Regions from separate parts of the Homo sapiens genome. Here all the other regions are linked to region 1. Evidence: read pairs that join two places in POLR2A ChIA-PET (ENCODE). Cell type or tissue: MCF 10A. All regions are shown on one strand.

The links. Peaks named below come from ENCODE experiments on the same cell type or tissue, not always from the same donor. Only the 100,000 strongest peaks of a DNase experiment are listed, where the experiment ranks them.
Region 2: POLR2A ChIA-PET joins it to region 1 with 5 read pairs; 2 of 35 experiments call an interaction of 5 or more read pairs at or near these places.
Region 3: POLR2A ChIA-PET joins it to region 1 with 5 read pairs; 1 of 35 experiments calls an interaction of 5 or more read pairs at or near these places.

What each region holds. Positions count from the first base shown.
Region 1 is chr7:17,632,056-17,634,555 of GRCh38, forward strand. No RefSeq gene overlaps it. Among named protein-coding and RNA genes, the nearest start is that of LINC02889, 74 kb to the left of the region's middle. In MCF 10A, no CTCF peak of the experiment used is centred here; a DNase peak (open chromatin) is centred at 1,226.
Region 2 is chr7:17,404,502-17,407,001 of GRCh38, forward strand. All of the region lies in intron 1 of LINC02888 (long intergenic non-protein coding RNA 2888), which reads left to right. Among named protein-coding and RNA genes, the nearest start is that of LINC02888, 31 kb to the left of the region's middle. RefSeq lists an enhancer at 914-2,113. In MCF 10A, no CTCF peak of the experiment used is centred here; DNase peaks (open chromatin) are centred at 1,480 and 2,410.
Region 3 is chr7:17,091,722-17,094,221 of GRCh38, forward strand. All of the region lies in intron 1 of LOC124901596 (a long non-coding RNA gene), which reads right to left. Among named protein-coding and RNA genes, the nearest start is that of AHR, 210 kb to the right of the region's middle. In MCF 10A, no CTCF peak of the experiment used is centred here; no DNase peak of the experiment used is centred here.

The sequences.
Region 1 (2,500 bases):
TGCCAGTGTTATCACTCAAGTTCCCTACTATGAAAAAACCGACCCTGGTGATGAGTTGACACCATGAAACAGAGACTCCAACAAGGAGTAACCTGCAGCACCTCTCTTCCCACTCCTAAGGGATCAGCTATCCCAAAGCATTTGGTCCTCTCCTTTCAGTTTAATCTGAAATTAGCCTAGTCCATTCCTAGGGCATAGATATGAGGTCTCCTATTTTAGGAACTAGGTCTTGCTCTGAAGGTCCAAATTTCTTGAGGTCAAAAGTAATTAAATTTGGAAAACTTTCCATTATGGTGAGCGAAAATCTCCAATACAATTAATTCAGAGTTTTAATAGGGCTTTTTATGATTTTAATAATGCTATCCATATTTGTAAGCAAATTAGAGCTTCAAAAGACCATTTCATCTCTTTCTATATTATATATGTGCACATACACACAAACACACACACACATAAACATGTGCAGTTATTTATTAGTCAAAGATTTATTGAGCAACTTTCATACTCAAGTTAGGTTGTTAGGCAAATGGGATACGAAGATGACTAAAATATCATCTCTGTCCTGGAAAAGGTCATTACTAGAGGAGACAAATATATAAACAAATAACATCGTAACAATAGCAGTTGTACTAGCTAACTCTTGCTGTGTGCTTCCTGTTTGCTAGACACTTTGTCAAGTGCTTTACATGGATATTTTATTTAATAGTGTGCAATAATACTACAGGTAGGTACTATTATAGATAAACAGAGGTTTTAAAGATGTTGGGTGCCTTGTCCAAGCCTATGAATGGGCAAAAGCTTCAAACCTAAGTCTGTCTAACCTGTAAAGCAAACTTTGAACTAGCACATTTTCTTGCATCCAAAATTCTGGAGGAGCAAAGAAACAGGAAGAATGCCATGGGGTATGCAGCAAGGAAGGTGGTTCTTACTCCACAGCTAGTCTTGGACTTACTAGAGAAAAGGGACACTGATTGAGTCCCTAGAACCTAAAGCCTAGGGAATAAAAGGAGGCAAGGAGCAGGGGTCCTTCCAAAGTCAGAGCTGCATTGCTGGGAACTGCTTTATCAATTGGCCCAGGCAGCCCAACCCTCGGTACAAGAGGCATAGGAGGACTCCCTTGCCTCTCTTTGTACCTCTCAGTTAGGTTTACCAATAGCTCAGACATTGTTGATCTGTGTTGTCATTCCCATTTATCACTACAGTGTGAGTCATTGTTTTCCCATACTGCTTCTTTGAAGAAGCAATAGATGTGATCCACACCCATTTTACACTGGTCAGCAGCACTGGAATTGAGGAACAACCAAGGACAGTTACACAACAAAATTTTTGGTAACACAGGCCTAATATCTGCCTCATAAAACTTTTCTATTTTTTTTTTTTTTTTTTGAGACAGGGTCTCACTCTGTTACCCAGGCTGGAGTGCAGTGGTGCAATCTTAGCTCACAGTAACCTCTGCCTCTGGGGTTCTATTTATCCTCCCACCTCAGCTTCCCAAGTAGCTAGGTCTACAGGTATGCACCACCATGCCCAGCTAATTTTTGTATATATTTTTGGTAGAGGTAGGATGTCACCATGTTGCCCAGGCTGGTCTTGAACTCCTGGGATCAAGCAATCTGCCCACCTTGGCCTCTCAAAGTGTTGAGATTACAAGCATGAGCTACCGTGCCCAGCCTATAAAACTTCTCTTAGAAAAAAAAAAGTTATCAGGTATCTTGAGCTCTTTCAAAAAGGCAAAACAAATTCTTAGTAACATTTATGTACTTCTCATACTTTTTGCTATGGGAAAAGATACTTTTTGCTACGGGAAGACTTTTTAATTGACACATAACAATTGTACATATTTATGGGGTACAAGTGATGTTGTGATATATGTATACAATGTATAATTATAAAATCAGGATAATTGGCATGCCCATCTCCTCAGACACTTATCTCTTTGTCTTCAGAACATTCAAAATTCTTTTATCTATTTTGAAATGTATAATAAATTATTGTTAACTATGTGTTATAGAACACTATTGTGTTCTATAGACACTAGAACTTATTCTTTCTATCTAAGTATAATTTTGTACTTTTTAATCAACCTCTCCCTATTCCTCCTCCCCTTTACCTTTCCCAGCCTCTGTAATCACTATTCTACTCTCGACTATGAGATCAACTTTTTTAGCTCCCAAATCTCAGATAACATGTGGTATTTGTCTTTCTGTGCCTGGCTTATTTCACTTAACATAATGTCCTCCAGGTTCATCCATGTTGCTGCAAATGACAGGATTTTATTCTTTTTTATGGCTGAATAATACTCCTTTCTGTGTATTTACCACATTTTCTTTATCCATTCATTCACTGATGGACACTTAGATTCCATATCTTTGCTACTGTGAATAGTGCTGCAATAAATATGAGAATGTGGATATCACTTCAACACACTGATTTCCTTTCATTGGGATATATACTCAGTACTGGGATTGCTAGATCATATGGTAACCCTATTTTTAGTTTT
Region 2 (2,500 bases), 230 kb before region 1:
CTTCCTCTCTTCCTACTTGAATACCCTTTATTTCTTTCCCTTGGCTGATTGCCCCGGCCAGAACTTCCAATACTATGTTGACTAGGAGTGGTGAGAGAGGGCATCCTTTTCTTGTGCCAGTTTTCAAAGGGAATGCTTCCAGTTTTTGCCCATTCAGTATGATACTGGCTGCGGGTTTGTCATAAACAGCTCTTATTTTGAGATATGTTCTATCAATACCTAGTTTATTGAGAGTTTTTACCATGAAGGGGTGTTGAATTTTATTGAAGGCCTTTTCTGCATCTATTGGGATAATCATGTGGCTTTTGTCATTGGTTCTGTTTATGTGATGGATTACGTTTATTGATGTGCATATGTTGAGCCAGCCTTGCATCCCAGGGATGAAGCTGACTTGATTGTGGTGGATACGCTTTTTGGTGTGCTGCTGGATTCATGTCCTTTGCAAGGACACGGATGAAGCTGGAAACCATCGTTCTCAGCAAACTAAAACAAGAACAGAAAACTAAACACCGCATGTTCTCACTTATAAGTGGGAGCTGAACAATGAGAATACATGGACACAGGGAGGGGAACATCACACACCGGGGCCTGTCGGGGGCTGGGGGCTAGGGGAGGGATAGCATTAGAGAAATACCTAATGTAGATGACATAGGTATTAGGGTAGATGGGTGCAGCAAATCACCATGGCACGTGTATACCTATGTATACCTATGTAACCTGCACATTCTGCACATGTACCCCAGAACTTAAAGTATAATTTAAAAAAAGGTAGTAAGATGATAGATTTAAACCCAAATATATTTGTAATTACATGAAATGTCAGCAAAGTAAGTACTCTAATTAAAAGCTAAAGATCGCCAGATTGGAAAAAAAAAAAATATGCTACTTTCAAGAGATTTTCCTTATATAGAAGAATATAGAAAAGTAAAAGAATGGAAAATGTATAACATGCAACCAATATGAAACAAAATAGAATTTAAGGCAAGGAATATTATTCAAGATAAAAAGGGAAGGCTGGGTGAAGTGGCTCACACCTATAGTCACAGCACTTTGGGAGGCCAAGGCAGAAGGATTGCTTGAGTCCAGGAGTTTGAGGCAAGCCTGGGCAACACAGTGGGACCCCATATCTAAAAATAAAAAATAAAAATAAATTTTAATGAAAAAATAGATTAATGGCAGAGCAGACTTGAGAGACAAATGGTTCTTGCAATAAGCGACAGCGGTATTAAGATGTATGTTCAGGATCTCATTGGATAGAGGATTAGGAAAATTTCTTTGTTTTAATGTTTCTTAGTAGACCTTTTTAGAAAGAAGGGCAGTGTGAAAATAATATCCTAAGAGCTCATAACGGCAAATGCCAAGGTTTGTGTGGTGTGTGTGTGCGCGCACGTGTGTGTGTGTATGCATGCCTGTGTAATATTATGAGATAATACAAGGGAGAAGGGTGATTCATGGAAAGAGTGGACGAAGGTTTCGAAAGCTACCGAGTGAGAAAAGGTCTGATGAGTATTTATTTAGGAATTATGATGTCACTGGTGACCTTAGCAGGAATAGAATCTGTAAAATGCTAGGGGCAAAACGGGGTTACAGGAAGGTGAAGAGTAGACAGAGACTTCCTTTTCCAACAGTATTGGCAGAGTAAATATCCTGAAAATCTATCCTGCTACAAAGCACCTAAAAGTAGTAGATACAAAATGAAAAACACATTTAAATGCATGCCTGTGTTGGAAAGAGTAAGGGAAACCATTGGAGTTATCAGAGGCTAAATGTTCTGGGAAGGACCAATTCAGAGAATTGTAAGCAGTGAAATCATCTATGAATTCCAGGGGCCTGGGGCTTCAGTTGTGACACAGATCAACTCAGGTCGGCACAATGGGAGAGTTAGATTCAAATTCTGGAACCCATAATGAATTACATCTTCAGTGAAACTGCAAATTAGGAAAAAAATAAAAATTAAAAACAACCTGCCCTGAATGAAGAAACAAATAAAACTGGTGAATTTTTTGAGCATCTTGTGAGAATTTATAAGTCGGAGCTAGTCCTCAAATGGCCCTAGGTTAGGGTCTGTGATGGTTAATTTTGTGTGTTAATTTGACTGGATTGAGGGATACTTAGATAGCTGGTAAAGCATTATTTCTGGGTGCATCTGTGAGGGTTTTCTGGAAGAAATCGGCATTTGAATCAGTGGACTGAGTAAGGAAAATCTGCCTTCAGTGTGGATGGGCACCATCCCATCAGCTGAGGACTAGAATAGAATGAAAATGCAAAGGAAAAGCAAATTTGTTCTCCTCCTTCAAGCTGAGATACCCTTCTTCTCCTGCTCTTGGACATTAGAACTCCAGGTTCTCCAGCCATTGGACTCAGGCACTTGCACCAGCAGTTCCTGGGTTCTCAGGCTTTTGACCTTGTGCTGAGAGTCATACCATCAGCTTTTCCGGTTCTCCGTCTTGCAGATGACCTTCTCAGATTTCATAATTGTGTAAGCCAATTCTCCTAATAA
Region 3 (2,500 bases), 540 kb before region 1:
TTTAAAAAATTATCTTTGATATAAAACATTGGTGTTGGTGTAATATTGACCATCATCTCTGCTTACCATTTATTTTATGTCCAGAAAAATAACGATCTTGTTTCAAAATGTACACAGTCAAGAGACTTAGAAAGTTAGTGGCCAACATGCTCAAAAATCTCTTGAGTTACAAAAATAAATTTTCTTTTCTATGAGGTCACCCACCTAAAGTGTAGGAACATAAGTGAGTCCTCAAAACCCAGCTTTACACAGGTTAGAAACTTGTCCTCTTAATTTAGTATTTTAAATTTAGTGATCCATGCAGTAGTGGACATGTTAATGTACATAAGGAAATTTTCATTTTATGTAATATCTGTGGTTTATCTATAGGAAATTTCTTTTTATATGAAAAAATCTTTCTTCAACAAAATGGATTTTGTAGTATTAATACACCTTGAGTCATTAGGTGTCTCCAGTTGATAAATATTATGTAATCTGATGGTCCTAAATGTATTGGATCAATTGTATGACAATCTGTTTGATTAATTGGCAATAAATATAGAAATGGCTCCAAAGCTGGTGATATTGTATCACTCTTTTGTTGTGGTATGAAGTATTGGCAGTATACAGCTAGAATGCTCACCTTGTCTTAATGTACATTCTTGAATCTACCATCTGAGTTATTTGGCCCATATTGTCAATTACATTGGCCGACAGTCTTTTATTTTTTAAGAGACAGAATCTCACTCTATCACCAGACTGTGCAGTGGTGCGATCATAGCTCACTGCAGCCACAACCTCGACCTCCTGATCTTAAGTGATTCTCCTGCCTCAGCCTCCCTAGTAGTATGCCACCGCGCCTGGCTAATTTTTTTAGAACATTTTTTGTAGGGACAGTTCTCTCTATGTTGCCCAGGCTGGTAGTGAACTCCTGGCCTCCAGGATCCACCTGCCTTAACCTCCCGAACCGCTAGGATTACAGGTATGAATCATGGTGTCCAGCTGCAACATTAACTCTGCTCCAACTGGACCTGAAGTGGAAAAAAATTGTTAACTTGCCTGTAGTATTTATTTTATACATATCTTCTACAGAAGAGATTTCAGAATTTATAGAAATATTTTAAAAAAATCATTTAGTGACAATAGAAATTTTAGTGTCATCTTCCTTATACATGCTTAAGCTCTTAAAATTTCATTCTCAAAGAGGAAATCTGGATGTAGATAATGAATATCATTAAAATGCGTATGTAGGAATTCTTGAAACTGACACTCGTTTCGGCAACTGGCAAACCTCCTCTACTGGAAACAGCCCTGGGCTAAGAGTCAGATGATTTGCACTCTGATTTACCAGCTAGAAACCTTGGATAAGAGACCTAACCTCCTTAGTCTTATATTCTCATTTGTTAAATGGATATGACCATATCTTCTTTAATTGATTTATGGGGTATGTTGTAAGCATTAAAATGATGAAGGAGGTAAAAGCTTTGTAGAACATGTATGCTATTTAGATACAGCCATTTTAACATGGCAATTTAGACTCAGTTGATCATTTTGATATTATTTAGCATAATTTTTAAAATAATGTATTGATTAGGAAAGATTTGGATAAATAGTTTAGAAAAACCCCACTAAATAATGATGGCAGAAACAATGTATTTTTCTCTCTGAAAAAATTCTCAGAGGTACCAATCCAGGGCTGGAATGGTGGCCCCATGATGCCGTCAGTGGACCAGGGGGCTGTCTCTCCTCTCCCTTGTCTTTGTATAGCTTCCATCCTTAACACTGCCTCAGTGAGTTCTAGCCACTTCATTTGTAGTCTCTGCAGGAGGAAGAAGGAGACGGAAAGGGTAAAAGGACTTCTTTCTCAGCTGTCATTCCACTGCAAAGCAAAGCATCTTCCTGGAAGACACACACAATGACTTCTGCTTGGCTACTCCAAGAGAGTCAAGAAAATGAGTCTTTAGCTGAGTTCATCAAGAGTTTACTGTGGTCTATAAAACAAATGATCAAACTTCTGCTTTTTCGTTACAAAAAAAAATAGTGAAAAGCAAATCTGTATCTCTTTCTTGAGACCCACTCTTCCCTATCCCTGAACCTCCCACGTCCCTACCCCTTCTCCCCAAGCTGAGAAATGGGACAGTAATGCTCAGATGGAATGAGAGATGGGCTAACGCTCAAAGATACCTCAGAAATGTGTACTTGGAAATAAAGAACATGTGTTTAATTTTTGACGTGGTCACTTTATTTGAAAATATTAAATTCTCATTTGTTAATTTTTTGGAAAATATTTATTGAACACCTACTCTGTGGTAAATATGACAGAAAATGTTTATACAGATGGTTATTTCAAAATGTAAGTGCATTAGAGATATTAAAATATGGCAAATTCAGAGCATAAATGAGGTGGGTACAGGGGCAGTATTTAGATGAGATGGTAGGAGGTAGAATTTAGACTGAAATCAAAAACCAGTTCTTTAAAAAATTGTGGTATTCCTACTATTAACACTGATGGCAAGCCTTA